2 separate regions of the Mus musculus genome follow, and region 2 is linked to region 1. Evidence: chromatin loops called from intact Hi-C (ENCODE). Cell type or tissue: left cerebral cortex. All regions are shown on one strand. Links, peaks and the distances in the headings refer to the core of each region. The heading gives the core; the rest is flanking DNA. Region 1 holds the start of Vmn1r45 (vomeronasal 1 receptor 45). Region 2 has its middle 20 kb from the start of Vmn1r51.

Region 1 (15,860 bases), core at 4,251-12,250:
ATCCAAAATTGACCATATAATCGGTCATAAAACAGTCCTCAAGAAATTCAAAAATATTGAAATAATCTTATGCATTCCACCAGGTCATCACGGACAAAGGCTGATCTCCAATAACATCATAAATAATAGAAAGTCCACATGCACGTGGAAGCTGAAAAACACTCAACTCAATGATACCTTAGTCAAGGAAGAAATAAGGAAAGAAATTAAAGACTTTTAAGAGTTTAATGAAAATGAAGCCACAACATACCCAAACTTATGGGAAAAAATGAGAGCATTCCTAAGAGAAAAACACATACCTCTGAGTGTCTCAAAAAAACCAAAAAAACAGAAAATAAAAACAAAAAACAAACAAACAAAAAACCCACAGGAGAGAATATACACTCACAGCACACCTGAAATCTCTAGAACAAAAGAAAGCAAATTCACCCAAGAGGAGTAGACAGCAGGAAATAATCAAACTGAGGCCTGAAGTCAACCAAGTGGAAACAAAAAGAACTATACAAAAAAATCAACCAAATGAGGAGCTGGTTCTTTAAGAACATCAACAAGATAGTTAAACCCTTAGCCAGACTAACTAGACAGTACAGGGACAGAATACTAATTAACAAAATCAGAAATGAAAAGGGAGACATAAGAAAAGAAGTTGAGGAAATCCAAAAAATTATGAGATACTAGTACAAAACCTACAGATACTCAACAAAACTGGAAAACCTGGATGAAATAAGCAATTTTCTAGACAGATACCAGATGCCAACATTAAATTAGGATGGTGTTATTGAAAGACCCCCGAAGGGAGACCCTCACTCAAGCACTCAAGCCCCGGGACAGCCGCGGACCCAAGAAGACACTGAGACCGTACTCAAATGTAGAAGGCAAGATTTAATAGAACAACAGCAAGAAAGCACATGGAACATAGACCAGAGCTCTGGGGTCGAAACTCATGCACCTAGTGGTGTAGAGGAGAATCGACGACCAGCCAAAATTTTTCACAGGCTTATATAGTAAAACTCAAGGGGGGAGAATTGGGCAGGGAGAGTACAAGTTTACATCACTAGGGGGGTTCTGCCAAGGGACAAGGGGTTCTGCCAAGGGAATCTACATAACTAAGCGGTCATGTCCTATCATTTGGCAATGTATCCGGTTCATTTTGAGGTTGTTCCAGGAGGCCCTTATCTCAAGAATGTTCTTGGAACAGTCTTTAGTTGGGAGGGTTCGAACTCTAGGGTGAGGAGTTCAGGAATGCATTCTGGGGTGAAGAGTTTAGGAGTGTTCCGGGAACAATCTCTAGATGGGAGGGGTCGGGCTCTGGGGTGAAGAAGAGTTCAGTAAAAATTTTTATTCTTCATTCCCCACTTCTTCTAGAAGATAGTTCTAATCTTAGAACGAGTTTTCAACCTCCTGAAGGACCCGATATTGTTGTCTTAGTACCATAACTTGTACTGCGTTTATCCTTTCTCTAATAAAAGCTACTAACTTATTAAGGATGCATGGGCCAAAAGTAAGCAAAAGCATAAGTGTAATTAAAGGTCCTGCTATAGTGGAGAGGAGAGTGGTGAGCCAAGGGGACTTATTAAACCAGCTTTCAAACCATCCTTGTTGGCTTTCTCTTTCTCTTTTACGTATATCTAGGCGTTCTCTAAGTTTAGCCATAGAATCTTTGATTACTCCTGAATGGTCAACATAAAAACAACATTCTTCTTTTAAGGCAGCACAGAGTCCTCCTTCTTTAAGGAATAATAAGTCTAATCCCCTTCTATTTTGCAGCACCACTTCGGACAGAGAAGTTAAAGATTCTTCTAATTTGGTTATAGACTGTTCTATAGTTCTAAGATCAATATCCATAGCTGCACGTAGTTCTTCATAGTATTGGGGGGTCTTAATTAAGGCAGCGGTTCCTGTACCTACTCCAGCTGCTACTCCCAATCCTAATAGAACTGCCAAAGTTAAGGTAACGGGTTCTCTTTTCCAGCGGACCCGATGTTCAAATTTATCTAAAAAAGAGCTATCATCATGATACAAGAGTCTGGGAATAAGCTGAACCAAAATGCAGAAATCTTTGGAACTATTAAAAACAGACATAGACACACAAGGAGTGAGACCGGTATTGCAAGCCCACACTGTGTCTAGGGGAGGTACCAAATACTGACCACTTTTGCTAGACTGGATGTTCTGGGTCTGATTACAGAGGTGCCCTTTATCCTGAGGTACCCGGCCCAGACAAAGCCCTCTTCCTGAAACTGCTGCTAGAGTCAGCTTTCTGTTTTCTCCCCAAAGGCATTGAGAATGATCTGAAGTAGTATTATAAGTCCTGATCTGAGCTATTCCTTCATAATAAGGTGGGCTAGAGGCATAGCATAACCAGCATGATTGAGTCATATTAGGGTTAGTTCTATTCAGAACTAAAAAAGCTCCTTGGACTAGACTGACCAGACGGTCCTCTGTTCCTAGGGGCGGTGGGGAAGCCAAGGTAGGCTTTCCTAGGGAGGGTACCACTGTGTTGGGCTGTGGAGTTGGTGGAGCTGGTACAGTCGGGACCTTTGGGGGAGCCAGTACGACTGGGGGGCCCTGTTCTATAAGGACCTTGTTGGGCCCTACGAGTGTCACTGCCGGGTCTCTCACTGTCAGTCTGATCGTGAAAATGAACCCAGGATCTCTTAGTGGAATGTATACTCGCCAACCCCACCTATTTCCTTTAAGCCAACTTAGACGGTGTTGTTTTCTGTTCTCGGTGAACTTTATACGTAGAGGGTTGCAGTATTTACCTTTGCATGGTCCTGAGGGTGCTCTGTTTTTAAAAGCGCACCCACTCTCTTGATATTTATAGGGGTTTCTTTCTCCTTCGTTTGACTTATCATAGCCACTACCTCGTTTTACCGTGATTAGGTCCCATTTAGAGGAGGGCTTCCAGTAAGCATCCCCTGTCGTTTCACATGTCCATTTACCACAAAAGTAATCTGATGCCCCCCCGCATTCTTGTTGAAGCCTCTTGTTCTGACCCTGACCAGGGCAAACATAAAAAATGTGCAGCTCTAAGATTAGCTCAGTAGAATTGCCCCGAACACCCATATGTGCTCCCTATCCCATTTGGGACACACCGCTCCTCAGGGGGTGGGTTGCTAAGATCAGTATGATCTGAGAGGTCCCAATTGGGGGATCCTGCCACTAACTTACAGACGTCAGGCGTGAGATCAGGCCACCAAGTCCAGAGGGGATGGACTGCAGTGGTTGCCCATACAATGTTTCCCTTTTCATTAAGCACCTCCCAGGACTGTTGAATGAGGGTTAAGATTCCCTAGGTCTAGAGTGGCGCCTGCGACGCAGACGAAGCTTAAGAGGATTGTCAGTGGCTGCCACTGTCCAATTGTTGTCGTGGTTTTCTTCATCTTGGCTGGCGGTCCTCTTGACGTGGGAGGCGTGGATCCAGGAGGCGATTCCGTCAACTTTTACTGCAGTAGGGGTTGTCAGTAACACCAAATAGGGTCCCTTCCACCATGGCTCAAGGCTGCCGGTTCGATGCCGCCTGACCAAGACTTTGTCTCCAACTCGGAACCCGTGGGGTACTGCGGTGGTCCCTGGGGTATAGGCTGCTTTCAGTTGGTCCCAAATCTGGGTCCTAATCACTTCTAGGGCCTTTAAATGAATAAGCAAAGAGGAGGGTAAGACAGGGTCAGAGTCGGAAACTAATGTTCCACCAGCTTCCATTAAGGGGGGAGGTCCTCCATACAGAACTTCAAAAGGAGTGAGCCCGAAACGACCAGGGGTGTTTCAGGCTCGGAAGAGCACAAGAGGAAGGAGAGCCACCCAGTCTTTTCCGCCGGTCTCAATGGCTAATTTAGTCAAGGTCTCTTTTAAGGTCCTATTCATCCTCTCTACCTGTCCTGAGCTTTGAGGGCGGTAAGCACAGTGTAATTTCCAATCGATGCCCAACTGAGTGGCCAAGCCCTGACTTACCTGGGCAACAAAGGCTGGTCCATTGTCGGACCCGATTACCTTAGGGATTCCAAATCTTGGCAGGATTTCTTCAAGGATCTTCTTGGCCACAATCTGGGCAGTCTCTGTTTTAGTGGGAAATGCCTCGACCCATCCTGAAAAGGTGTCTACAAATACTAACAGATACTTGTTACCATACATTCCAGGTTTAACTTCAGTAAAGTCTACCTCCCAATACACTCCAGGATGGTCTCCCCGTTGTCTCTTTCCAGGTTCTTTGTAGGCTTTAGTTGCATTAGTGAATGCACATGGTTTGCAGGAGTCTATAATCTTTTGAGCCACTGACTTCAGGTTGGGGACTTGGTATCGGGAATTTTTAATTAGTCTCATCATTTTTTCAACTCCCAGGTGGGTGAATTGGTGTAGTCCTTTCACAAATTTTATTCCTTCTTCGGGAGTTAATTCTATTTTCCCTTCAAAAAAATATGGGAAGGGATCTCTGGTCCACCATAGCTCTTTTATGTTATATCTCTCGTCCTCAGTGCTTTTGGGCGGATCACCTTTTTCAGTTAAGATCATGGCCCCTTGAGCAACTTGTTTTGCTACTGAGTCTGCCATTCGGTTGCCCCTGGCCACCAAGTCTTCTCCTCTTTGGTGGCCGGGGCAGTGGATGATGGCTACCTTCTTAGGTGCATGTATGGCTTCCAACAGGGCCAGAATTTCTTCTTTGTTTTTAATGTCTTTACCAGCCGAGGTCAATAGCCCTCGCTGCCTGTAGATGGCCCCATGGATGTGTGCGGTAGCAAAAGCATAGCGGCTGTCAGTGTAGATGTTAATGATCTTACCTTTAGCCTCTCGGAGGGCTTGAATAAGCGCTATAAGTTCAGCCTTTTGTGCCGACGTTCCTTCAGGCAAAGCGCTTGCCCAAATTACCTTTTTCCCGTCTACCACCGCAGCTCCAGCCTTTCGCTTCCCCTCTATCAGGAAACTGCTGCCGTCTGTGTACCAACTGGGAGCTCCAGGCCAGGGTTGGTCAGTCAGGTCACTTCTGGTCCCAGTTTCTTCAGCGAGGATGTCCATACATTGATGTACTGGGACGGAATCATTTGTTAGAGGGAGAAGGGTAGCTGGGTTGAGGATGGCAGGGGGCGCAAAGGTTACACGCTCATTTAGCAGCAGGCTCTGATAGTGTGTCATTCGGGCATTTGTCATCCATCTGTCAGGTGGCTGCCGCACGATACTTTCTAAGGCATGAGGGGCCACAACAGTCACCTGTTGTCCCATTGTCAATTTGTCAGCATCTTTGATCAACAGGGCTACTGCTGCAATAGCTTTCAGACATGTGGGCCATCCGCTAGCAACAGGATCTAATTTTTTTGACAAATAGGCTACAGGTCTCTTCCAGGGTCCCAGTGCTTGTGTCAACACTCCCCTGGCTACACCCGCTCTCTCGTCCACATATAGGACGAAAGGCTTAGTCAAGTCTGGTAATGCTAGCGCGGGGGCAGTCATTAGAGACGACTTGATAGCCTCAAAAGCTCTTTGGTGTTCTTCTTTCCACTCGAAAGGAACCCCTTCCTTAGTCAAAGGATATAGAGGTGCTGCTAGGGTTGCAAAGCCTGGAATCCAGAGTCTACAAAAGCCAGCAGTCCCCAGAAACTCACGTACCTGCCGTGGGGTAGTTGGCGATGGGATCATCATAACAGTCTTCTTCCGGGCCTCTGTGAGCCATCTTTTGCCCCCTCGGAGGGTATACCCCAGGTAGGTTACCTCAGTTTGACAGATTTGTGCCTTTTTAGCCGAAACTCGATACCCCAAGTCACTCAGTTCTGCAAGGAGCATCTCAGTTCCCTGGTGACACAGCTCCTTCGAGGCTGCCGCAACCAAGAGATCATCCACATACTGTAGTAGGGTAAGCTGAGGGTTTCGAGTGCGAAAAGGCGCGAGATCCCGATGGAGGGCCTCGTCAAACAGGGTGGGGGAATTTTTGAACACCCTGTGGTAGCCTAGTCCAAGTTAGTTGACCAGTCTGTCCACCCTCTGGGTCCCTCCATTCAAAAGCAAACAGGAGCTGACTCTTAGGGTGCAAACGCAGGCAAAAGAAGGCATCTTTTAAGTCCAGAACTGTATACCATGTTCTCTCAGGTGGGAGAGAGCTTAATAAATTGTACGGGTTCGGGACTGTGGGGTGAATGTCCAGGACCCTTTTGTTAACCTCCCGGAGGTCTTGTACCGGGCGATAGTCATTGGTCCCTGGTTTTCGAACCGGCAGAAGTGGTGTATTCCAGGGGGACTGACAGGCCACTAAAACTCCTTGGCCCAGCAACCTCTGGATATGAGGCCGGATGCCTTCTCTAGCTTCCTTGCTCATGGGGTATTGTTTTACCGAAATGGGGGTGGCATCAGCTTTAAGTTCTACCACAACCGGAGGCACTTGTTTAGCCAACCCCATTCCTGCTTGTTCTGCCCAGACATTGGGGAATGCAGTTAGCCAACCTGAAGAGACTGCATTTTTGGGTTGTTCTTCATGCAATCGGTACTCTTCCTCTGTGTTGAGGATAAGGCAGGCAACAGGGGCCTTTCCCCAGCTTACTTGTGGGCCTTCTGAAGTAAATTGGACTTGAGCCTTTAGTTTGGTTAGCAGATCGCGCCCCAAGAGGGGAGCAGGGCACTCAGGTATTACCAGAAAGGAGTGGGTCACTATATTCTTGTCTATCTGAAGAGCTCGTTTGGTCGTCCAGGGGTAAAATTTACTACCAGTGGCTCCAATTACCCTGGTCTTTTTGGAGCCCAGCTTGCCTAAGGGGTTAGTGAGTACTGAATGCTCTGCTCCGGTGTCTATCAGGAAGTTGACAGGGGTCCCCTCCACGGACAAAGTTACCCTAGGCTCAGGGAGGGGGTCTGAGCCCCGACTTCCCTAATCATCTTCTAGGGTCAGGACCTTGGATCGCTCCCACTTTTTAGGGCAATCTCTAGCCCAGTGTCCTTTCTCTTTGCAATAGGCGCATTGGTCTTTTTCCAGTGGTATCTTTCTGCCACCTGGCGGTTTCACTTCCCTGTTGCCCAGGAGCCCTATTTTACCTTTTCCTGACTGTCTATCATTCACAACTGCGGCCAAAATTTTACTCAGATTTCTCTCCTGACGGCGATCCCGTCTATTTTCCCTCTCCTCTATTTCTTTCTTCTCTCTCTCTCTTGCCTCTCTTCTTCTGTTTCCCTCTTATGATAGACTTTCTCTGCTTCTTTTACTAAATCTTGGAGCGTATGATCTTGGAGCCCCTCCAGCCTTTGCAGCTTTTTCTTAATGTCGGGAGCGGACTGACCAATGAAGGCCATGGCTACAGCGGCTCTCTGCCCCTCTGACAAGGGGTCAAAAGGGGTGTATCTCCTATATGCCTCCATTAGACGCTCAAGGAAGACTGAGGGTGGTTCAGTCTGCCCCTGCAAGACCTCTCTTACCTTAGCCAAATTGGTGGGCCGTCTAGCGGCTCCTCTGAGACCTGCCACTAGAGTCCGGCGATAGACAAGGAGGCGTCCCCTACCTTCCGCGGTGTTGTAGTCCCAGTTGGGGCGGTTCAAGGGAAAAGCCTCATCCACGAGGTTAGGGAGGGCAGTGGGTGTGCCGTCCTCTCCCAGAACATTTTTTCTCGCCTCCATCAGGATTCTTTCTCTTTCTTCTGTGGTAAAAAGAACCTGCAAAAGCTGCTGACAATCATCCCAAGTGGGTTGATGGGAGAACATAAGTGACTCAAGGAGCCCAGTAAGTCCAGAGGGGTTCTCTGAGAAGGGAGGGTGGTTAGTTTTCCAATTGTATAAATCAGAAGAGGAAAAAGGCCAATACTGTAAAGGAATGAGATCATTAGGTCCTGGTGCTGGCCCTCCTACATGTGCTCTGAGTGGCAAGGCAACTGTTGAGTCTGGCCCCCCTTCCTCCCCGGGGCTTCGGCCTCAGCGACTCCGAGTCCCCCCCGCCGGTCCCTGAGCCCCTCTCGCTACAGGTCCCTGTGGTGGGGCAGCTGCAGGTGGCTGTTGGGGCAAGGGGTAAGGGGGAGGTTGGGAGTCCATCCAGAGGAGGTCGTCAATCTCTGGATAGATCTTGGGGGGTGCTGATGGGCCGGACTTTCCGGCTGCATCAGACTGGGCAACCGCTACCGTCAGCTTCGAAGAGTTTGGGGTCCAAGGCTTGACCCATGGAGGTGGGAATTGGACGAGATTCTGCCAGGTCACAATGTAGGGGATCTGATCAGGGTTACCCCCTTCCTCCTGAAAAACAATTCGCCTGACGGCGGCGATTAGTGACAAGTCAAAAGCACCCTCAGGTGGCCAGCCACTCCAAACGTTGGCCACTGGGAGGCGCAAAAGGTCTGCCACGGACCCTTTCTGACCTCCACCGACTGGTTGTGGCTCTGACCCGCACCTCCTTCCAATGCTCCAGAGTCAGAGAAAGGGGAGTGGACACAGATTGTCCCATTTCTAGAAAAACAGTAGTCACAACAAGAGCGGACACGAGACTAAGACAAAAAAGAAACCAGAAACGGCGGCGACTCCGCGTCGACCACAAGCAACTCAAAGAATCAGATGGCCTCTCTAAGGCCGGCCGATTGAGACCCTCTGCACGAGGTGGGACTCGAACCCACGATCCCGTGACCAAACGCGAGGTGGGACTCGAACCCACGGTCTCGCAACAAGGCGCGAGGTGGGACTCAAACCCACGATCTCGCAACAAAACGCGAGGTGGGACTCGAACCATCTGGAGGTATGGCCTTGTTGGAATAGGTGCGACCTGGTTGGAATGGGTGTGGGCATAAAATCCTCACCCTATTTGCCTGGAAGTCAGTCTTCCACTAGCAGCCTTTGGATGAAGACATAGAACTCTCAGCTCCTCCTGTGCCATGCCTGCCTGGATACTGCCATGCTCCCACCCTGATGATAATGAACTGAACCTCTGAACCTGTACGCCAGCCCCAATTAAATGTTGTTTTTTATAAGACTTGCCTTGGTCATGGTGTCTGTTCACAGCAGTAAAACCCTAACTAAGACACTGATATTAACCCAGAAGCTCTGAATATCCAAGACACAATTTGCAAATCACATGAAACTCAAGAAAAAGGAAGGCCGAAGTGTGGATACTTCGATCCTTCTTAGAAGTGGGAACAAAATGCCCATGGAAGGAGTTACAGAGACAAAGTTCGGAGCAGAGACTGAAGGAATGACCACCAAGAGACTGTCCCACCTGAGGATCCATCTCATAAAAAAACATCAAACCCAGACACTATTGTAGATGCCATCAAGATTTTGCTGACACAAGCCTGATATAGCTGTCTCCTGAGAGGCTCTGCCAGTGTCTGGCAATTATAGAAGTGGATGCTCACAGTCATCCATTGGGCAGTGCACAGGGTGCCCAATGAAGGAGCTAGAGAAAGTACCCAAGGATCTGAAGGGATTTGCAGCCCCATAGGGGAAACAACAATATAAACTAACCAGTACACCCCCACCCCAGAGCTCTCTAGGACGAAACCACCAACCAAAGAAAACAGGTGGTGGGACTCATGGCTCCAGCTGCATATGTAGCAGAGGATGTCCTAGTCAGTCATCAATGGGAGGAGAGGCCCTTGGTCCTATGAAGGTTCTATGCCCCAGTATAGGGGAATGCCAGGCCCAGAAAGTGGGAGTGGGTAGGTTGGTAAGCAGTGGGAGGAGGAGGGGATAGGGGATTTTCAGAAGGGAAACTAGGAAAGAGGATAGCATTTGAAATGCAAATAAATAAAATATCTAAGAAAAAAGAGAAAAAAAGAAGGCAGGAATGTAGAATTAGATGGAAGCTTGATACCTTAGGGATGTTGGAATCACCAGTGATACAAAAAAATCAAAAGCCAAGGGCCTCCTAGAAAAGGGGATAACATTTGAAATGTAAATGAAGAAAATATCTAATAAATAAATAAGTAAATAAATAATAAAATAAAATTCTATCTTCTAATTCTGAGACCTCATAACAGGAGTACCCCACCCTGGATGATTGGATTCTCATTGGAGTATGGGCCATAGCTCCATTTGTCAGGAGCTTCATATTACTGTATATAAATTATGCAGGAGAAGAAAGCAAAACTGCATGTCATTTCATTCCATACAGATGTTAAGTCTTCCTGACGCCATCTGTGAGGAGGAAGCTGGCCATTCAATCTCCCCAGGGAGAAGAGTCCAGTTCAGGGTTGGCCTCGGGCCCAGTTATGTTCAAAAGTAGGATTTGGGCCCTAACTCCCAAATCTTACTTTACTTCCATATTTTCTTTAAATTCATTTTTACAGTTTACTAAGAGAAGGAAATCTGGAAGTCATAGGTCACAGAATCAAGATTTCTTGAATACAGGTTCTCCATGTCTTGAAGGAACCTGGATCAAGCATCCCACCACTCACTGTGTAGATTTAATGAGAAACATGGAAGTTCAAGGAAGGCACCAGGAGTAACACAGTTACGCAGATGAATTATGCAGTAGAAGTTTAGTTTGTACTCATTTTGCCTGAGGAGAAAATTAGCAAGTTAGTGTTGACTCCGTTGTGTTCTGATCTAACTTGCAGGTGTGCCAAGGATGCTCAGTGAAAAGTTTGGGCCCAGCTCACACAGGACAGATGTTACCCAACAGAGTAGAGTCAACTCAACAGGCAAAATGTTCCAGTGGGATCCCACATGTCCCTGCTCTCCAGTGGGAACTTGTCACTGACAGTCACTAAAATTGCAGGCTGCAGAGATGCTTTAAAGGCTCCCTTCACCTAAGCCTGTGCAGGATCTCCTCAGCTCAGACTCCACCTGCCCCACCCCTTCCATCTGAGTAAGTGCCCTGAGTAAGCACAGAACCAGAAGGTGGCTGGGTCCCAGGCAGGCTGTGGGAGGAGGAGCTCTGGAGCTGCAGGGGGAGTTTCAGCCTCTGCCATGGGGAAGCTTAGTTTGAAGGACCTCAGTACAAGGTACTGTATCCTGCATCAAGTGCATTTTCTTCATGGAATATTCATTTTCTTAAGGTCCTAAACTTACCCATGCTCAGCCTAATTTTATAAGATATCAATTAATTTTAATTTCAATTTATTTTTCTGAGCTAACTACCAAATTTACCTTATCATCCATAATTGTATAGAGTAATTACTAAAAGTTTTCAGAAATGATCCTTTGCATGCATCTTGAAAAGTACTGTTATTTTAATTTCAAATTTAAACAAATACATTTAATTTTGCTTCTTTTAATTATGCAACATGCAACATAAAGGGAATGGTTTTGATTTAGTGGCTTCTACAGGATGAATACTTAGAAATTCTAAAAGCCTTTGAAAAAGAAACGGGTAGTATGTTCAAACTTCCCCTAACAGAGTGCTCCTTGCTGAACTTTATAAACTGGAACTTTCTTAAGAGGCTTTCCACTTACCTGTTTAACTTCTCAAATTATGTCAGCCCTTAGCCTCATTCTTCCTGGTAGGAGTAGTCACATAATTCACTATGGTGATGAGGTAACAGGACATGGATTGTTAATAAACAGTGAGTATGGTCCTAATGGACATGATATTTGTGTTCATTAATCTTTTCTATGTTCTAGTCGTTGAATAAATATGCTTTATATTTTTCTGATAATACAAATGCACTGGGTGGGAGGTCAGAGCTGATTAGCAGCAAGGTCGAGCCTCTCAGGAGGCTCTGGGTGATGAGGGAAGGAGATTGTGCTGCAGCACTGTGCAGGGTCCATGTTGATGGCTGCAGTCTGTGCCACGCTGCCTTACTGGGGTATCCGTTCCTTCTGTTTCTGGAGCTTTATTTAGAAACACCAGATAATAATATTCCCACTCCCAGTCTGAGCATGAAAACACAGCTACAAAGGTTTTAAGATTTAAAAGTACAGTTCTCCCGTCTTTCAAGAGCATCTGCCCTCCCTCAGTCCAAGGGCTCTTCATGTTTGCTCATCATATCCCCAAAGTTCATTTATTTCTGACGTCTCTGAAGACAGTGCTGGCATCTTCTGGGTAACTTTTTGCCTTCCCCGATATGCCAGCCATTTCTCTCTCGAGTCTTTCTAGGTTTAAGTTGGGATTTGGCCAAAGGTAGACATCCTGACTGGTAACAGCATACTAAAGCTGTTGACCAGTATCACCTACCAAACCCCTCGAGCTGATGATCCTATGAGTCATGGTTGTCCATGATTTGGAAACCTATGGAATGACACAAAGTCTAAAGCCAGGGCCTCCTTGATTCAGGCTGTACAGGAAGTTTCTACTTTTCTGCCCTGAGCAGCAACAGCCTTTGCAATCGACTTTAAGTGAGGACTGCTCAGGTTCCTCTTTGTCATTTCTTGTTCCATACATGATTCCTTTTGTAATCTGCCCAAATGTCTTCCTTTCCTTTCCATTAGTGTAGGCACTTCTACTGGAACCTGTTTCAGAAATGAGTGACCTTTCCTGGTGCTATCTGCAGTATGTACAGAATTTCCAGTCTCTTGAAAGAAGCCTGTTTTGTTATATTGTGCAAAACGCAATCACAGTGCATGGTGTAATAGATTGTCCCAAGTTTGTCACAGTTTACTCTCTCCTGCCTTCTCTGATAGAATAGTGTCCTTTAATTCTGCATATCAGAGAGTGTGGGTCCTCTCTTAGCCCATGCTCAACCAGGAAGGTGTGAGCTGCTGAGGCTCAGCTAGGAGGGGACAGGCTAGAGAATTCCTTGTGGCTTGTATCTGAGGAGGGTCCATACTCACCAGAGGTTTTTCTCTAGAAATTATACATCTGTCTAGAATCTGCATGCCTTACTGATTGTTTGTGTTGTTTGGATTTTCAACATGGGGTTTCTCTGTGTAGACCTGGCTGTCCTTTAACTCACTATGCAGACCAGTTACGTCTTGATCTCGAACACCCACCACCTCTGACTTTGACATGCTGGAATTAAGTTGTCTGCCACCATTGCTCAACACTGCTATTTATGATATAAAAATCATATAGAACAGTATGGTTAGTGAAATTTGGAGGTAGCAGGATTTCTCTAGTCAGAGGAATGTTATCTGTATCTTTCCTGGTAGACAGGTGTTCATCATGGCAAGCAATCATATCAGTGTAAATTTTCACTTGGTACTGCAGAATTTCACCAAAGCCAGAATCTCTGAAGCCATGATGTTGAGAATATCACTCAGGAGTCACAGCCTCTGCGCCTGCCTGACTTTCCTAGGAGCTTCAGGTTTGCAGGGCTGATGTTTCTGAAGTGACCTTGACATTGGTACAGCCCGCATCTGCTCTGCTGTGCTGACAGCACAGTTTCAGTGGTCTGACAAGGGGGTGTGTTCACAAAGATCAAGTTCTGTTTTGTCTATTTTCTCTTTTCTTTGTTCCTGCTTCTTTTTTACTTTTCTCTTTTATTTACTCTTCTTTTCTTTTCTGATTATCTCAGTGTAGTTATATGAAAATGCACATTTCCAGAAACAACGTGAGAGAAAGCATTTTAGAATTCTCATACCTCTTAGTCGGCTGGTGCCAATGAGCATATGATGCCAGAACTACTTTAGCTTTACCGGTGTTATTCCCTTCCATGAAATGAAGTGTATAAAAGATTCTCCTTCTGCTCAGTGTATACAGATCACAAACTGACATCTGGAGTGTGAGCTCCCTGGGGCATTTTTCCCATAAAGCAACTGCCATTTTCATTAATCACTGAGAAATAGAAGTACATCTTTCTCCACCCTACTATGTTCTGATTCTTGTGACTGGGATTTACAAAACAAACCCTTAAGTTTTATAAAGAACTTCATAATAAAATTGGAATAATTAAGCACCAGCCATTATATATATGTATATGTATACATATACATATATGTATATATATATGCAAATGTGTGTATATATATATTTATCTATCTAGAATACATGATCCATTATTTTATAAAGGATTAACATTTTCTAAAAATGCTACAGATTTTTTTTTAATTTCAGGATGTCTGCTCTGTTAAATATTTTCACCAACTATCTACCTCAGGTCTAATGCCTTAACCAGTACACAGTACTTGTAATTTTGATCCTCTTTAGATCGCCCTAGTATCTTTCATTACAATAGCTCATGCTCTAAAGAAGTATAGAACAATTTCACCCATACTCCTGACACTAAGTGATAAATGTTAACTCTGTGATGGGAATTTGTTTACAAAATTGCATGCACCATATGCTTGGTGTCTCTGCTACACAGTATCACCTTAACTTGGCACAAGCTAGAGTTATTTTAGAAGAGGGAATCTCACTGAAAAATGCAACCAACAGGGTAAGCAACTGGTACATTTTTTTGATTGATGATTTATTTAATATGGAAGAGCCCAGCTCATTGTGGACATTTCCACACCTGGGCTGGTGGTCCTAGGTACAACAAGAATGTAGATAGAGGAAGCTATGTTGAGCAATGTGGTAAACAACACTAGTCAATGCCTTGTCCATCAGTTCCTGACTCCATGGCCCTGTCTTGAGGTTTTTTTCAGCTTCCCTGAATGAAGAACTACAAGCTGTATGGTAAAATAATCCCTTTCTCCCAAGCTTTCTTTTCATTATGCTATTTTATCACAGCAACAGAAGGCCTACCCAAGACAGAAATTGGGACTAGGATATGGGGGTTACTATGACAGACCTGACCATGTAATTTTTGAAGATTGAAAAAGGGTTTGAAAAATGTAAGTTGTATGATACATAGAATGCTGATATCTTAGTGAATTATTCTGTGTAGACGAAGATATAATGCTAAGACCAGTGGATAGTATGGACGCTTGTCTTAGGAAGACCAAGAGGGAAGTTTAAGTGTCCCTTAAAGATTCTATGAGGGTCATTCGTATCTTAAGAACCACTAAAGTGAATCATTTGCCTTGCTGGAATAATTAAAAACTTCTGAAAAGTGTTTTCTTGGTTTCAGCACAGAGACATTCTGGTTCAGGTACAGTTGAGGCTGCCTCTCCTGATTGAATCGAAATGGGGAGCTTAAGAGTCTCTCAGGTTGTACTGGTTCTGAAGGCTGGAAGGGATCAGGGAGCGATCCCTAAAGACAGCCAAGAAGAGACTATCAATAAAGCTTCGGCTCACTTGAAGTACAAATCCAAGCAATCTGAGATGTCAGCATCACAGGATACCTACCAAGGACAGCAGCAGCTGCTGTGGAGTGAGGCCAATTTGAGTCTAGGAGACAAGCTGTGTGTGCTATGGAAGGCTTTCCTAGCACTGTGAGGAGCCAAGAATATTGTTAATGAGTCCCAGAAAGGTTATATAGTTTTACACTGTTGGAATTTGTTGAATTTTATTGTAACTGTGCCATGGTTCTTTTTTTGAAAACAAGAAAATATTTAAGTTATTATTTATGTTGCAGGGGCCTAGAATTAAGAGACTTTGAACTTTTAAATGCATTTTAGAGTTTTATGGAAACTTTGGAGTTTTACAGACTACGTGTGTTTTACAGAAATTTTGAAAATGTAAGAGAAATTGGATGTTCTAGAGACTGAAAATTTTGGAGAGGCTTTGCATGTTGAGCAAGATTTGAAGATTTAGGGGAGATTAAGCTTTTAAAGTATATTGAATTTTTATCTTGAAATTTTGATATTAATATGATATCTTGAGAACAAAAGGAGACAAGTTTATAGTGTAACAGTGGTGTGTTTTTGTGTCAACCTGACAAGGGTACAGCTTTTCCAGCTATTTGCTATTTTGGTTTCTTTGTTTCTTTGGGTTTTTTTTTTTTGGGGGGGGGGTGGTTTTTGGTGTTTTGTTTTGTTTTGTTTTGACACACAGTAAATCATTGAGAAAGAGGTAAGGTAATATCAGTTCAGATAATTCCCCTACCAGATTGAGATGTGGGCATATTTGTGGTGAATTTAGATTGGTTATCTAGGTGAGAAAGCCCAGCTTAGTGTGAATATAGGCCCCGAGCTGGGAGTTACTT
Region 2 (15,860 bases), core at 4,177-12,176, 200 kb before region 1:
CTAACAATCTTCTGGGCCCCTCCACAGTGCTGGGAAAGCCTTCCATAGCACACACAGCTTGTCTCCTAGACTCAAATTGGCCTCACCCCACAGCAGCTGCTGCTGTCCTTGGTAGGTATCCTGTGATGCTGACATCTCAGATTGCTTGGGTTTGTACCTCAAGTGAGCCGAAGCTTTATTGATAGTCTCTTCTTGGCTGTCTTTAGGGATCACTCCCTGATCCCTTCCAGCCTTCAAAACCAGTACAACCTGAGAGACTCTTAAGCTCCCCATTTCGATTCAATCAGGAGAGGCAGCCTCAACTGTACCTGAACCAGAATGTCTCTGTGTTGAAACCAAGAAAACACTTTTCAGAAGTTTTTAATTATTCCAGCAATGCAAATGATTCACTTTAGTGATTCTTAAGATATGAATGACCCTCATAGAATCTTTAAGGGACACTTAAACTCTCTTGGTCTTCCTAAGACAAGCGTCCATACTCTCCACTGGTCTCAGCATTATATCTTAGACTACACAGAATAATTCACTAAGATATCAGCATTCTATGTATCATACAACTTACATTTTTCAAACCCTTTTTTAATCTTCAAAAATTACATGGTCAGGTCTGTCATAGTAACTCCCATATCCTAGTCCCAATTTCTGTCTTGGGTAGGCCTTCTGTTGCTGTGATAAAATAGCATAATGAAAAGAAAGCTGGGGAGAAAGGGATTATTTTACCATAGAGCTTGTAGTTCTTCATTCAGGGAAGCTGAAAAAACAAAAACAAAAGCCAAAAACCAAAACTCAAGACAGGGCCATGGAGTCAGGAACTGATGGACAAGGCATTGACTAGTGTTGTTTACCACATTGCTCAACATAGCTTCCTCTATCTACATTCTTGTTTTACCTAGGAACACCAGCCCAGGTGTGGAAATGTCCACAATGAGCTGGGCTCTTCCATATTAAATAAATCATCAATCAAAAAAATGTACCAGTTGCTTACCCTGTTGGTTGCATTTTTCAGTGAGATTCCCTCTTCTAAAATAACTCTAGCTTGTGTCAAGTTAACGTGATACTGTGGAGCAGAGACACCAAGCATATGGTGCATGCAATTTTGTAAACAAATTCCCATTACAGAGTTAACATTTATCACTTAAAGTCAAGAGTATGGGTGAAATTGTTCTATACTTCTTTAGAGCATGATCTATTGTAATGAAAGATACTAGGGAGGTGTAAAGGGGATCAAAATCACAAGTACTGTGTACTGGTTAAGGCATTAGACCTGAGGCAGATAGTTGGTGAAAACATTTAACAGAGCAGACATCCTGAAATTAAAAAAAAAAAACTGTAGCATTTTTAGAAAATGTTAATCCTTTATAAAATTATGGATCATGTATTCTAGATAGATCAATATATATATATATACATATGCATATATATACACATATATACATATGTATATATATATATATATATAATGGCTGGTGCTTAATTATTCCAATTTTATTATGAAGTTCTTTATAAAACTTAAGGGTTTGTTTTGTAAATCCCAGTCACAAGAATCAGAACATAGTAGGGTGGAGAAAGATGTACTTCTATTTCTCAGTGATTAAAGAAAATGGCAGTTGCTTTATGGGAAAAATGCCCCAGGGAGCTCACACTCCAGATGTCAGTTTGTGATCTGTATACACTGAGCAGAAGGAGAATCTTTTATACACTTCATTTCATGGAAGGGAATAACACCTGTAAAGCTAAAGTAGTAGCTGGCATCATATGCTCGTTGGCACTAGCTGAGAGGTATGAGAATTCTAAAATGCTTTCTCTCACGTTGTTTCTGGAAATGTGCATTTTCATATAACTACACTGAGATAATCAGAAAAGAAAAGAAGAGTAAATAAAAGAGAAAAGGAAACAAGAAGCAGGAACAAAGAAAAGAGAAAATAGACAAAACGGAACTTGATCTTTATGAACACACCCCCTTGTCAGACCAATAAAACAGTGTGCCGTCAGCTCTGCAGAGCAGATACGGGCTGTACCAATGTCAGGGTCACTTCAGAAACATCAGCCCTGCAAACCTGAAGCTCTTAAGAAAGTCAGGCAAGCACAGAGGCTGTGACTCCTGAGTGATATTCTCAACATCATGGCTTCAGAGATTCTGGCTTTGAAAGCACTGGGAATCCTTATCTTTCTGGAGGTGAAATTCTGCAGTAGCAAGTGAAAACTTACACTGATATGATTGCTTGCCATGATGAACACCTGTCTACCAGGAAAGATACAGATAACATTCCTCTGACTAGAGAAATCCTGTTACCTCCAAATTTCACTAACCATACTGTTCTATATGATTTTTATATCATAAATAGCAGTGTTGAGCAATGGTGGCAGACAACTTAATTCCAGCATGTCAAAGTCAGAGGTGGTGGGTGTTCGAGTTCAAGATGTAACTGGTCTGCATAGTGAGTTACAGGACAGCCAGGTCTACACAGAGAAACCCCATGTTGAATATCCAAACAACAAAAACAATCAGTAAGGCATGCAGATTCTAGACAGATGTATAATTTCTAGAGAAAAACCTCTGGTGAGTATGCACCCTCCTCAGATACAAGCCACAAGGAATTCTCTAGCCTGTCCCCTCCCAGCTGAGCCTCAGCAGCTCACACCTTCCTGGTTGAGCATGGGCTAAGAGAGGACCCACACTCTCTGATATGCAGAATTAAAGGACACTCATCTATCAGAGAGGGCAGGAGAGAGTAAGCTGTGATAAACCTGGGACAATCTATTACACCATGCACTGTGATTGCGTTTTGCACAATATAACAAAACAGGCTTCTTTCAAGATACTGGAAATTCTGTACATAGTGTCGATAGCACTAGGAAAGGTCACTCATTTCTGAAACAGGTTCCAGTAGAAGAGCCTACACTAATGGAAAGGAAAGGAAGACATTTGGGCAGATTACAAAAGGAATCATGTATGGAACAAGAAATGACAAAGAGGAACTTGAGCAGTCCTCACTTAAAGTCGATTGCAAAGGCTGTTGCTGCTCAGGGCAGAAAAGTAGAAACTTCCTGTACAGCCTGAATCAAGGAGGCCCTGGCTTTAGACTTTGTGTCATTCCATAGGTTTCCAAATCATGGACAACCATGACTCATAGGATCATCACCTCGAGGGGTTTGGTAGGTGACACTGGTCAACAGCTTTAGTATGCTGTTACTCAGTCAGGATGTCTACCTTTGGCCAAGTCCCAACTTAAACCTAGAAAGACTCGAGAGAGAAATGGCTGGCATATCGGGGAAGGCAAAAAGTCACCCAGAAGATGCCAGCACTGTTTTCAGAGATGTCAGAAATAAATGAACTTTGGGGATATGATGAGCAAACATGAAGTGCCCTTGGACTGAGGGAGGGCAGATGTTCTTGAAAGACTATAAGAACCTTATTTTTAAATCTTAAAACCTTTGTAGCTGTGTTTTCATGCTCAGACTGGGAGTGGGAATATTATTATCTGGTGTTTCTAAATAAAGCTCCAGAAACAGAAGGAACGGATACCCCAACAAGGCAGCGTGGCACAGACTGCAGCCATCAACATGGACCCTGCACAGTGCTGCAGCACAATCTCCTTCCCTCATCACCCAGAGCCTCCTAAGAGGCGTGTCCTTGCTGCTAATCAGCTCTGACCTCCCTCTCAGTGCATTTGTATTATCAGAAAAATATAAAGCATATTTATTCAACGACTAGAACATAGAAAAGATTAATGAACACAAATATCATGTCCATTAGGACCATACTCACTGTTTATTAACAATCCATGTCCTGTTACCTCATCACCATAGTGAATTATGTGACTACTCCTACCAGGCAGAATGAGGCTAAGGGCTGACATAATTTGACAAGTTAAACTGGTAAGTGGAAAGCCTCTTAAGAAAGTTCCAGTCTATAAAGGCCAGCAAGGAGCACGCTGTTAGGAGAGGTTTGAACATACTACCCGTTTCTTTTTCAAAGGCTTTTAGAACTTCTAAGCATTCATCCTGTAGAAGCCACTATATCAACACCATTCCATTTATGGTGCATAATTAAGAGAAGCGAAATTAAATGTATTTGTTTAAATTTGAAATTAAAATAACAGTACTTTTCAAGATGCGTGCAAAGGATCATTTCTGAAAACTTCTAGTAATTACTCTATACAATTATGGATGATAAGGTAAATTTGGTAATTAGCTCAGAAAAATAAATTGAAATTAAAATTAATTGATATCTTATAAAATTAGGTAAGTTTAGGACCTTAAGGAAATGAATACCCCAGAAAGAAAATGCACTTGATGCAGCATACAGTACCCTGTGCTGAGGGCCTTCAGACTCAGCTTCCCCATGGCAGAGGCTGAAACTCCCCCTGCAGCTCCCACAGCCTGCCTCAGTCCCAGCCACTTTTTCTTTCTGTGCTTACTCAGGGCACTTACTCAGATGGAAGGGGTGGGGCAGGTGGAGTCTGAGCTGAGGAGATCCTGCACAGGCTTAGGTGAAGGGAGCCTTTAAAGCATCTCTGCAGCCTGCAATTTTAGTGACTGTCAGTGACAAGTTCCCACTGGAGAGCAGGGACATGTGGGATCCCACTGGAACCTTTTACCTGTTGAGTTGACTCTACTCTGTTGGGTAGCATCTGTCCTGTGTGAGCTGGGCCCAAACTTTTCACTGAGCATCCTTGGCACACCTGCAAGTTAGATCAGAACACAATGGAGTCAACACTAACTTGCTAATTTTCTCCTCAGGCAAAGTGAGTACAAACTAAACTTCTACTGCATAATTCATTTGCTTACCTCTGAGACTCCTGGTGCCTTCCTTGAACTTCCATGTTTCTGATTAAATCTACACAGTGAGTGGCAGGATTCTTGATCCAGGTTCCTTCAAGACATGGAGAACCTGAATTCAAGAAATCTTGATTCTGTGACCTATGACTTCCAGATTTCCTTCTCTTAGTAAACTGTAAAAATGAATTTAAAGAAAATATGGAAGTAAAGTAAGATTTGGGAGTTAGGGCTGTGCAACCATAGGCAGTTTGAACATAACTGGGCCCGAGGCTAACCCTGAACTGGACTCTTCTCCCTGGGGAGATTGAATGGCTAACTTCCTCCTTACAGATGGAGTCAGGAAGACTTAACATCTGTGTGGAATAAAATGACATGCAGTTTTGCTTTCATCTGGATAATTTACATATAGTAATATGAAGCTCCTGACAAATGGAACTATGGCCCATACTCCAAAGAGAATCCAGTCATCCAGGGTGGGGTACTCCTGTTATGAGGTCTCAGAATTAGAAGATAGAATTTTATTTTTTATTTATTTACTTATTTATGTAATTATTAGATATTTTCTTCATTTACATTTCAAATGTTATCCCCTTTTCTAGGAGGCCCTTGGTCTTTGATTTTTTTGTATCACTGGTGATTCCAACATCCCTAAGGTATCAAGCTTCCATCTAATTCTACATTCCTGCTTTTTGTTCTTTTTTATTAGATATTTTATTTATTTACATTTCAAATGCTATCCCCTTTCCTAGTTTCCCTTCCAAAAATCCCCTATCCCCTCCTCCTCCCCCTGCTTCCCAACCCACACACTCCCACTTCCTGGGCCTGCCATTCCCCTATACTGAGATATAGAACCTTCACAGGTCCAAGGGTCTCTCCTTCCATTGATGCCTGACTAGGCCATCCTCTGCTACATAAGCAGCTAGAGGCATTAGTTCCACCACCTGTTTTCTTTGGTTGGTGGTTTAGTCCTAGGGAGCTCTGGTGGGGGTGGGGGTGGTACTGGTTAGTTTATATTGTTGTTTCCCCTATGGGGCTGCAAATCCCTTCAGATCCTTGGGTACTTTCTCTAGCTCCTTCACTGGGGACCTTGTGCACTGCCCAATGGATGACTGTGAACATCCACTTCTATAATTGCCAGACACTGGCAGAGCCTCTCAGGAGACAGCTATATAGGCTTGTGTCAGCAAAATCTTGATGCCATCTGCTATAGTGTCTGAGTTTGATGGTTGTTTATGAGATGGGTCCTCAGGTAGGGCAGTCTCTAGATGGTCATTCCTTCAGTCTCTGCTCTGAACTTTGTCTCTGTAACTCCTTCCATGGACATTTTGTTCTCACTTCTAAGGAGGATCGAAGTATCCACACTTTGGCCTCCCTTTTTCTCAAGTTTCATGTGATTTGCAAATTGTGTCTTGGATATTATGAGCTTCTGGGTTAATATCACTGAGTGTATATCATGTGTGTTCTTTTGAGATTGGGTTACCTCAATTAGGATGATATCTTCCAGTCCATCCATTTGTCTAAAAATTTCATAGATTCATTGTTTTTAATAGCTGCATACTACTCCATTTTTGTAAATGTACCACCTTTTCTTTATCAATTCCTCTGTTGAGAGACATTTGGGTTCTTTCCAGCTTTTGGCTATTATAAATAAGGTTGCTATGAACATAGTTGTTGGGAACTAAAAAGGTGGCCCTGGGGAAGAGGGGGAAGAAGAGACCCACACCCTGCCAGAGTTCCACCTATTCTCTGGTCAATCAGATGTGGGAGACCTGCTATCTACCTTCCACTTTTCCCTGGGTGGGCATCTAAGACTCTGACCCACTCTTCGGGGGGGGGGGTATCAAGGGGAAGCCCTACCTGGAAGTTTTGCTAATGCCACCAGGGGTTACGGGAGAGAGGGATGAGGGATAAGAGGTTCCCAACACTGATAAGAGTGAGTGCAGCGGATCTTGATGAGCAGAGATTCTCTATGGTTTTAGAGCTTTATTGTAGAAAGGCAGAGAGAAAGAGAGAGTAAGAGGAAAAGAGGAAAGGAGAAGACAAAGAGAGAGGAGAGAGGGGGTGAGTGAGGGGTAAGAGGTAAGAGAGTAAGAAGTAAGAGAGACAAGTAAGAGAGCAAGCAGGGGCTGAACAGCCCTTTTTATACTATGCTGTCTTATCTTATTGTTGCTAGGTAACTGGGGAGGAGTTTAGCCGGAAGATCAGAAGCTTGGGCCATTACCTACTTGACTTCTAGCCATGCTTCTCTTGTGGGGGCTGTGGGGGGGGGGCAGAACTTAGGCAGGAGCCAAATTTCCAGGAGCATGTGGGAACACCTACAGTGTCATGTATGTGAATTATCACAATTTTTGGGGTTCAGGCCTCAGCTCAACTGGAGACCAGCTTGTCTGTGCATAGCCCATTTTCCCACATATAGTGGTGGATGTGTCCTTATTCCGAGTTGGAGCATCTTATGGGTATATATATGACCAGGAGTTATATTGCTGGATCTTCTGATAGTACTATGTCCATTATTCAGAGGAAACACCAAACTGATTTCCAGAGTGGCTGAACCAGCTTGCAATCCCTTCAGAAATGGAGGAGTGTTCCTTTTTCTCCACATCCTTGATAGCATCTGCTGTCACCTATGTTTTTCATCTTAGCCATTCTGACTGGTGTGAGGTGGAATCTCAGTGTTGTTTTGATTTGCATTTCTCTGATGATTAAGCATGTTGAGCCTTTTTTAAAGTGTATCTCAACCCTTTGGTATTCATCAGTTGAAAATTTTTTGTTTAGGTCTGTACTCCATTTTTAATACAGTAATTTGGTTTTCTGGAGTCCAACTTATTGAGTTCTTTATATATATTGGATATTAGCTACCTATCAGATTTAGTATTGATAAAGATTGTTTACCAATCTGTTGGTGGCCTTTTTGTCTTACTGACAATGTCCTTTGCCTTACAGAAGCTTTGCAATTTTATGAGGTCCCATTGTTGATTCTTGTTCTTATAGCACAAGCCACTGGTGTTCTGTTCAGGAATTTTCTCCCTCTACCAATATCTTTGAGGTTCTTCCCCACTTTCTCTTCTAGAAGTTTAGTGTCTCTGATTTTATGTGAAGATTTTTAATCCACTTAGACTTGAGCTTTGTAGAAGGAGATAAGAATGGTTGGATTCACATTCTTCTACATGCTATCTGCCAGTTGAGCCAGTACCATTTGTTGAAAATGCTATCTTTTTCATACTGGATGGCTTTAGCTTCCATGTCAAAGATCAAGTAACATAGGTATGTGGGTTCATTTCTGGGTCTTCAATTCTATTCCATTGATCTACCTGTCTGTCGCTGTACCAGTACCATGCAGTTTTTATCACAATTGCTCTGTACTACAGCATGAGGTCAGGGATGGTGATTCCACCAGAGGTTCTTTTATCATTGAGAAGAGTTTTTGCTCTCCTAGGTTTTTTATTATTCCAGATGAGTTTGCAAATTGCCCTTTCTAACTCTGTGAAGAATTGAGTTGGAATTTTGATGGAGATTGCATTGAATCTGTAGATTGCTTTTGGCAAGATAGCCATTTTTACTATATTAATCCTGCCAATCCATGAGCAAGGGAGATCTTTTCATCTTCTGAGATCTTCTTCAATTTCTTTCTTCAGAGACTTTAAGTTCTTATCATACAGACCTTTCACTTCCTTGGTTAGAGTCACACCAAGTTGTTTTTTATTATTTGCTAGTATTGTGAAGGTGGTTGTTTCCCTAATTTCTTTTTTAGCCTGTTTATCCTTTGTGTAGAGAAAGCCCACTGATTTTTTTTTTTGAGTTAATTTTATATCCAGCTACTTCTCTGAAGTTGTTTATCAGGTTTAAGTGTTATCTGGTGGAATTTTGGGGGTCACTTATATATACATGATCATATCATCTGCAAAGAGTGATATTTTGACTTCTTCCTTTCCAATTTGTATCCCCTTGATCTCCTTTTGTCATGTAATTGCTCTGGCTAGGACTCCAAGTACTATATTGAATAGGTAGGGAGAGAGTTGCAGCCTTGCCTAGTCCCTGATTTTAGTGGGATTGCTTCAAGTTTCTCTCCATTTAGTTTGATGTTGGCTACTGGTTTTCAGTATATTGCTTTTATTATGTTTAGAAATGGGCCTTGCATTCCTAACCTTTTCAAGACCTTTATCATGAACACATGCTGGATTTTCTCAAATGCTTTCTGAGCATCTAATGAGACGATGCTGTGGTTTTTTTTTGTTTTTGTTTTTTTTTGTTTGTTTTTTTTTCTTTTCCATTTTTTATTAGGTATTTAGCTCATTTACATTTCCAATGCTATCCCAAAAGTCCCCCATACCCACCCTCCCAATCCCCTACCCACCCACTCCCCCTTTTTGGCCCTGGCGTTCCCCTGTAAGGGGCATATAAAGTTTGCAAGTCCAAAGGGCCTCTCTTTCCAGTGATGGCTGACTAGGCCATCTTTTGATACATATGCAGCTAGAGACAAGAGCTCTGGGGTACTGGTTAGTTCATATTGTTGTTCCAACTATAGGGTTGCAGTTCCCTTTAGCTCCTTGGGTACTTTCTCTAGCTCCTCCATTGGGGGCCGTGTGACCCATTCAATAGCTGACTGTGAGCATCCACTTCTGTGTTTGCTAGGCCCTGGCATAGTCTCACAAGAGACAGCTATATCTGGGTCCTTTCAGCAAAATCTTGCTAGTGTATGCAATGGTGTCAGCGTTTGGAAGCTGATTATGGGATGGATCCCTGGATATGGCAATCACTAGATGGTCCATCCTTTCATCACAGTTCCAAATTTTGTCTCTGTAACTCCTTCCATGGGTGTTTTGTTCCCATTTCTAAGAAGGGGCAAAGTGTCCACACTTTGGTCTTCGTTCTTCTTAAGTTTCATGCGTTTAGCAAATTGTATCTTATATCTTGGGTATCCTAAGTTTCTGGGCTAATATCCACTTATCAGTGAGTACATATTGTGTGAGTTCCTTTGTGATTGTGTTACCTCACTCAGGATGATGCCCTCCAGGTCCATCCATTTGGCTAGGAATTTCATAAATTCATTCTTTTTAATAGCTGAGTAGTACTCCATTGTGTAAATGTACCACATTTTCTGTATCCATTCCTCTGTTGAGGGGCATCTGGGTTCTTTACAGCTTCTGGCTATTATAAATAAGGCTGCTATGAACATAGTGGAGCATGTATCCTTCTTTTTTTTTCCATTTTTTATTAGGTATTTAGCTCATTTACATTTCCAATGCTATACCAAAAGTCCCCCATACCCACCTACCCCCACTCCCCTACCCACCCACTCCCCCTTTTTGGCCCTGGCGTTCCCCTGTACTGGGGCATATAAAGTTTGCGTGTCCAATGGGCCTCTCTTTCCAGTGATGGCCGACTAGGCCATCTTTTGATACATATGCAGCTAGAGTCAAGAGCTCTGGGGTACTGGTTAGTTCATAATGTTGATCCACCTATAGGGTTGCAGATCCCTTTAGCTCCTTGGGTACTTTCTCTAGCTCCTCCATTGGGAGCCCTGTGATCCATCCATTAGCTGACTGTGAGCATCCACTTCTGTGTTTGCTAGGCCCCGGCATAGTCTCACAAGAGACAGCTACATTTGGGTCTTTTCGATAAAATCTTGCTAGTGTATGCAATGGTGTCAGCGTTTGGATGCTGATTATGGGGTGGATCCCTGGATATGGCAGTCTCTACATGGTCCATCCTTTCATCTCAGCTCCAAACTTTGTCTCTGTAACTCCTTCCATGGGAGTTTTGTTCCCACCTCTAAGGAGGGGCATAGTGTCCACACTTCAGTCTTCATTTTTCTTGAGTTTCATGTGTTTAGGAAATTGTATCCTATATCTTGGGTATCCTAGGTTTTGGGCTAATATCCACTGTGGTTTTTGTCTTTGAGTTTGTTTATATAGTGGGATATGTTGATGAATTTTTGTATATTGAACCATCCCTGCATCCCTGGGTTGAAGCCTACTTGGTAATGATGGATGATCTTTTTGATGTGTTCTTGGATTTGGTTTGTGAGAATTTTATTTAATATTTTTGCATCAATATTCATAAGGGGAACTGGTCTGAAGTGCTCTTTCTTTGCTGGGTCTTTTTGTGATTTAGGTATCAGAGTTATTGTGGCTTCATAGAACAGATTGGATAGAGTACCTTCTGTTTCTATTTTGTGGAATAGTTTGAGGAGAATTGGAATTAGGTCTTCTTTGAAGGTCTGGTAGAACTCTGCACTAAACCCATCTTGTCCTGGGCTTACTTTGGTTGGGAGCCTATTAATGACTGTTTCTATTTCTTTAGGGGGTATGAGACTGTTTAGATAAATAACATCATCCTAATTTAATGTTGGCATCTGGTATCTGTATAGAAAATTGCTTATTTCATCCAGGTTTTCCAGTTTTGTTGAGTATCTGTAGGTTTTGTTCTAGTATCTCATGATTTTTTGGATTTCCTCAATTTTTCTTCTTATGTCTCCCTTTTCATTTCTGATTTTGTTAATTAGTATTCTGTCCCTGTACTGTCTACTTAGTCTGGCTAAGGTTTTAACTATCTTGTTGATGTTCTCAAAGGACCAGCTCCTCATTTGGTTGATTATTTTTTATATAGTTCTTTTTGTTTTCACTTGGTTGACTTCAGGCCTCAGTTTGATTATTTCCTGCTGTCTACTCCTCTTGGGTGAATTTGCTTCCTTTTGTTCTATAGATTTCAGGTGTGCTGTCAAGCTGTGAGTGTATACTCTCTCCTGTGGGTTTTTTTTTTTTTTGTTTTGCATTCTTTGTTTGTTTGTTTTTGTTTTCTTGTTTCTTTTTTTGTTTTTGCTTTTTGTTTGTTTTTTGAGACACTCAGAGGTATGTGTTTTTCTCTTAGGAATGCTCTCATTTTGTCCCATAAGTTTGGGTATGTTGTGGCTTCATTTTCATTAAACTCTTAAAAGTCTTTAATTTCTTTCTTTATTTCTTCCTTGACTAAGATATCATTGAGTTGAGTGTTTTTCAGCTTCCACGTGTATGTGGACTTTCTATTATTTATGATGTTATTGGAGGTCAGCCTTTGTCCGTGATGACCTGGTGGAATGCATAAGATTATTTCAATATATTTGAATTTCTTGAGGACTGTTTTGTGACCGATTATATGGTCAATTTTGGATAAGGTGCCATGAGGTGATGAGAAGAAGTTATATCCTTTTGTTATAGGATAAAATGTTCTATAGTTAAATCCATTTTTTCATAACTTCTGTTAGTTTCACTGTGTGCCTGTTTATTATCTGTTTCCAGGATCTGTCCACTGATGAGAGTGGGGTGTGGAAGTCTCCCACTATTATCGTGTGTGTTGCAATGTGTTCTTGAGTTTTACTAAAGTTTCTTTAAGGAATGTGGTTGCCTTTGCATTTGGAGCATAGATGTTCAGCAGTCAGACAAGGGCCTGATGAAAGATTTTTCTGATTTTGTTCATTGACTGATGACAACAGCAGGGAGGCTTTTTGATAATGCAGAGGCAGGTGTAGACTATGTAAAACAGCTTGCATCTGAAAATGCCAATCCTGCCTGCCAAGCAACCAGTAGACTATACAGGACAAAGGTAGATTTCACTGGGTACATACAACGTGGTTCTGACATAGGGCCCTCTTACCAACATGGCTTAGCTTTGGCAGCTGCTATGCAAGGACAATAGGTAAGAGACTTCTTGGCAAGCAGAGACCAAAAGGCCTGTTTTTATTTTTTATTCCTTATTAGGTATTTATTTCATTTACATTTCCAATGCTATCCCAAAAGTCCCCCACACGCTCCCGCACCCACTCCCCCAACCACCCACTCCCACTTCTTGTCCCTGGCATTCCCCTGTAATGAGGCATATAAAATTTGCACGGCCAATGGGCCTCTCTTTCCACTGATGGCTGATTAGGCCATATTCTGATACATATGCAGCTAGAGATATGAGCTCAGGGGGGTACTGGTTAGTTCATATTGTTGCTCCACCTATAGGGTTGTAGATCCCTTTAGCTCCTTGTGTACTTTCTCTAGCTCCTCCATTGAGGGCACTGTGATCCATCCAATAGCTGACTGTGAGCATCCACTTATGTGTTTGCTAGTCCCCGGTATAGTCTCACAAGATACAGCTGTATCTGGGTCCTTTCAGCAAAATCTTGCTAGTGTATGCAATGGTGTCAGCATTTGAAGGCTGATTATGGGATGGATCCCCGGGTATGGCAGTCTGTAGATGGTCCATCCTTTCGTCTCAGCTCCAAACTTTGTTTCTGTAACTCCTTCCATGGGTGTTCTGTTCCCAATTCTAAGAAGGGGCAAAGTGTCCACACTTTGGTCTTCATTCTTCTTGAGTTTCATGTGTTTCACAAATTGTATCTTCTACCTTGGGTATTCTAAGTATCTGGGCTAATATCCACTTATCAGTGAGTACATATCATGTGAGTTCTTTTGTGATTGGGTTACTTCACTCAGGATGATGCCCTCCAGGTCCATCCATTTGCCTAGGGATTTCATAAATTCATTCTTTGTAATAGCTGAGTAGTACTCCATTGTGTAAATGTACCACATTTTCTGTATCCATTCCTCTGTTGAGGGGCATCTGGGTTCTTTCCAGCTTCTGGCTATTATAAATAAGGCTGCTATGAACCTAGTGGAGCAGGTGTCCTTCTCACCAGTTGGAATGTCTTCTGAATATATGCCCTAGAGACATATTGCGGGATCCTCCCTTAGTACTCTGTCCAATTTTCTGAGGAACCGCCAGACTGATTTCCAGAGTGGTTGTACAAGCTTGCAATCCCACCAACAATGGAGGAGTGTTCCTCTTTCTCTACATCCTGGCCAGCATCTACTGTCACCTGAATTTTTGATCTTAGCCATTCTGACTGGTGTGAGGTGGAATCTCAGGGTTGTTTTTATTTGCATTTCCCCAATGATTAAGGATGCTGAACATTTTTTTCAGGTGCTTCTCAGTCATTCAGTATTCCTCAGGTGAGATTTCTTTGTTTAGCTCTGAGCCCCATTTTTTAATGGAGTTATTTGATTTTCTGGAGTCCACCTTCTTGAGTTGTTTATACATATATTGGATATTAGTCCCCTATCTGTTTTAGGATAGGTAAAGATCCTTTCCCAATCTGATGGTGGCCCTTTTGTCTTATTGACGGTGTCTTTTGCCTTACAGAAGCTTTGCAATTTTATGAGGTCCCATTTGTAGATTCTCAGTCTTACAAAGGAACTGAAAGATCTCTATGATAAAAACTTCAAGTCTCTGAAGAAAGAAATTAAAGAAGATATCAGAGGATGGAAAGATCTCCCATGCTCTTGGATTGGCAGGATCAATATAGTAAAAATGGCTATCTTGCCAAAAGTAATCTACAGATTCAATGCAATCCCCATCAAAATTCCAACTCAATTCTTCAACGAATTAGAAAGGGCAAACTGCAAATTCATCTGGAATAACAAAAAACCTAGGATAGCAAAAACTCTGCTCAAGGATAAAAAAACCTTCGGTGGAATCACTATGCCTGACCTAAAGCTGTACTACAGAGCAATTGTGATAAAAACTGCATGGTACTGGTATAGCAACAGACAAGTAGACCAAGGGAATAGAATTGAAGACCCAGAAATGAACCCACACACCTATGGTCACTTGTTCTGTGACAAGGGAGCAAAAACCATCCAGTGGAAAAAAGACAACATTTTCAACAAATGGTGCTGGCACAACTGACAGTTATCATGTAGAAGAATGTGAATTGATCCATTCCTATCTCCTTGTACTAAGGTCAAATCTAAGTGGATCAAGGAACTCCACATAAAACCAGAGCCAGTGAAACTCCCAGAGAAGAAAGTGGGAAAAAGCCTTGAAGATATGGGCACAGGGGGGAAATTCCTGAATAGAAAAGCAATGGCTTGTGATGTAAGATTGAGAATTGACATTTGGGACCTCATAAAAATTACAAAGCTTCTGTAAGGCAAACGACAACTTCAATAAGACAAAAAGGCCACCAACAGATTGGGAAAGGATCTTTACTTATCCTAAATCAGATAGGTGAGTAATATCCAATATGTATATAAAGAACTCAAGAAGGTGGACTCCAGAAAATCAAATAACCCCATTAAAAATGGGGCTCAGTGTTAAACAAAGCATTCTCACCTTTGGAATACCGAAAGACTGAGAAGCACCTGAAAAAAATGTTCAGCATCCTTAATCATTGGGGAAATGCAAATCAAAATCATTGCTGAAATGACCCTGATATTGCTGTCTCTTGTGAGATTGTGCCAGGGCCTAGCAAACACAGAAGTGGATGCTCACAGTCAGTTATTGGATTGATCAAAGGGCCCCAATGGAGGAGCTAGAGAAAGTACCCAAGGAGCTAAAGGGATCAGCAACCCTATAAGTGGAATAACAATATGAACTAACCAGTACCCCCCGCATCTCTTGACTCTAGCTGCATATGTATCAGAAGATGGCCTAGTCAGCCATCAGTGGAAAGAGAGGCCCATTGGTCTTACAAACTTTATATGCCTCAGTTCAGGGGAACGCCAGGGCCAAGAAGTGGGAGTGGGTGGCTAGGGGAGGGGGAGTATTGGGGACTTGAAATGTAAATGAAGAAAATACCTAATTTAAAAAACCATTAAAAAAAAAGAAGTATAAGCCATGACTTTGCCAGGAATGGAATATATATTTAGCATTGACACTTTTCTGTGCATTGAGTGACACACATACTGTCACCTATGCGATAACACACATGACAAGTTTTGATATTTCACTTGTTTTAATGTCATCGAAATAATTTATAATAGTGAAATGTCTCTTAAATATACATGAAATCTTCTGAAGCTAAAAGTAATATTCACTCAACCAGTTTTAAAAATCTATTTGGAACTTTAAACATGACAAAACCTCATTTTCCAAAGCCTTTTGTAAGTCAAAGGCAGCATGAGTGATTTTTCCAGTGCTAACTAGGCTGAAGCCAATGGGCTTTTGGTTCTCTTCATGGAGGTAGAAAAAAATCTGTTATGAAGTCGTCTATGAAAAGAAATTGTGACAAGTTACTGATAAGATAGAAACCATACAGGGATAATACACAGTGT

What was found. A loop is a pair of places that touch in the nucleus more often than their neighbours do. Peaks named below come from ENCODE experiments on the same cell type or tissue, not always from the same donor. Only the 100,000 strongest peaks of a DNase experiment are listed, where the experiment ranks them.
Region 2: a loop joins it to region 1, with 11 times the contacts of the local background. A loop is called at or near these places in 17 of 42 quality-filtered maps.

The regions. Positions count from the first base shown.
Region 1 is chr6:89,935,386-89,951,245 of GRCm38, reverse strand. It overlaps Vmn1r45 (vomeronasal 1 receptor 45), which reads left to right and starts at 10,739. Exons shown (of 2, transcript NM_011684.2): 1 at 10,739-10,895. In left cerebral cortex, for the core only: no CTCF peak of the experiment used is centred there; no DNase peak of the experiment used is centred there.
Region 2 is chr6:90,135,044-90,150,903 of GRCm38, reverse strand. It overlaps the pseudogene Gm20426. Among named protein-coding and RNA genes, the nearest start is that of Vmn1r51, 20 kb to the right of the region's middle. In left cerebral cortex, for the core only: no CTCF peak of the experiment used is centred there; no DNase peak of the experiment used is centred there.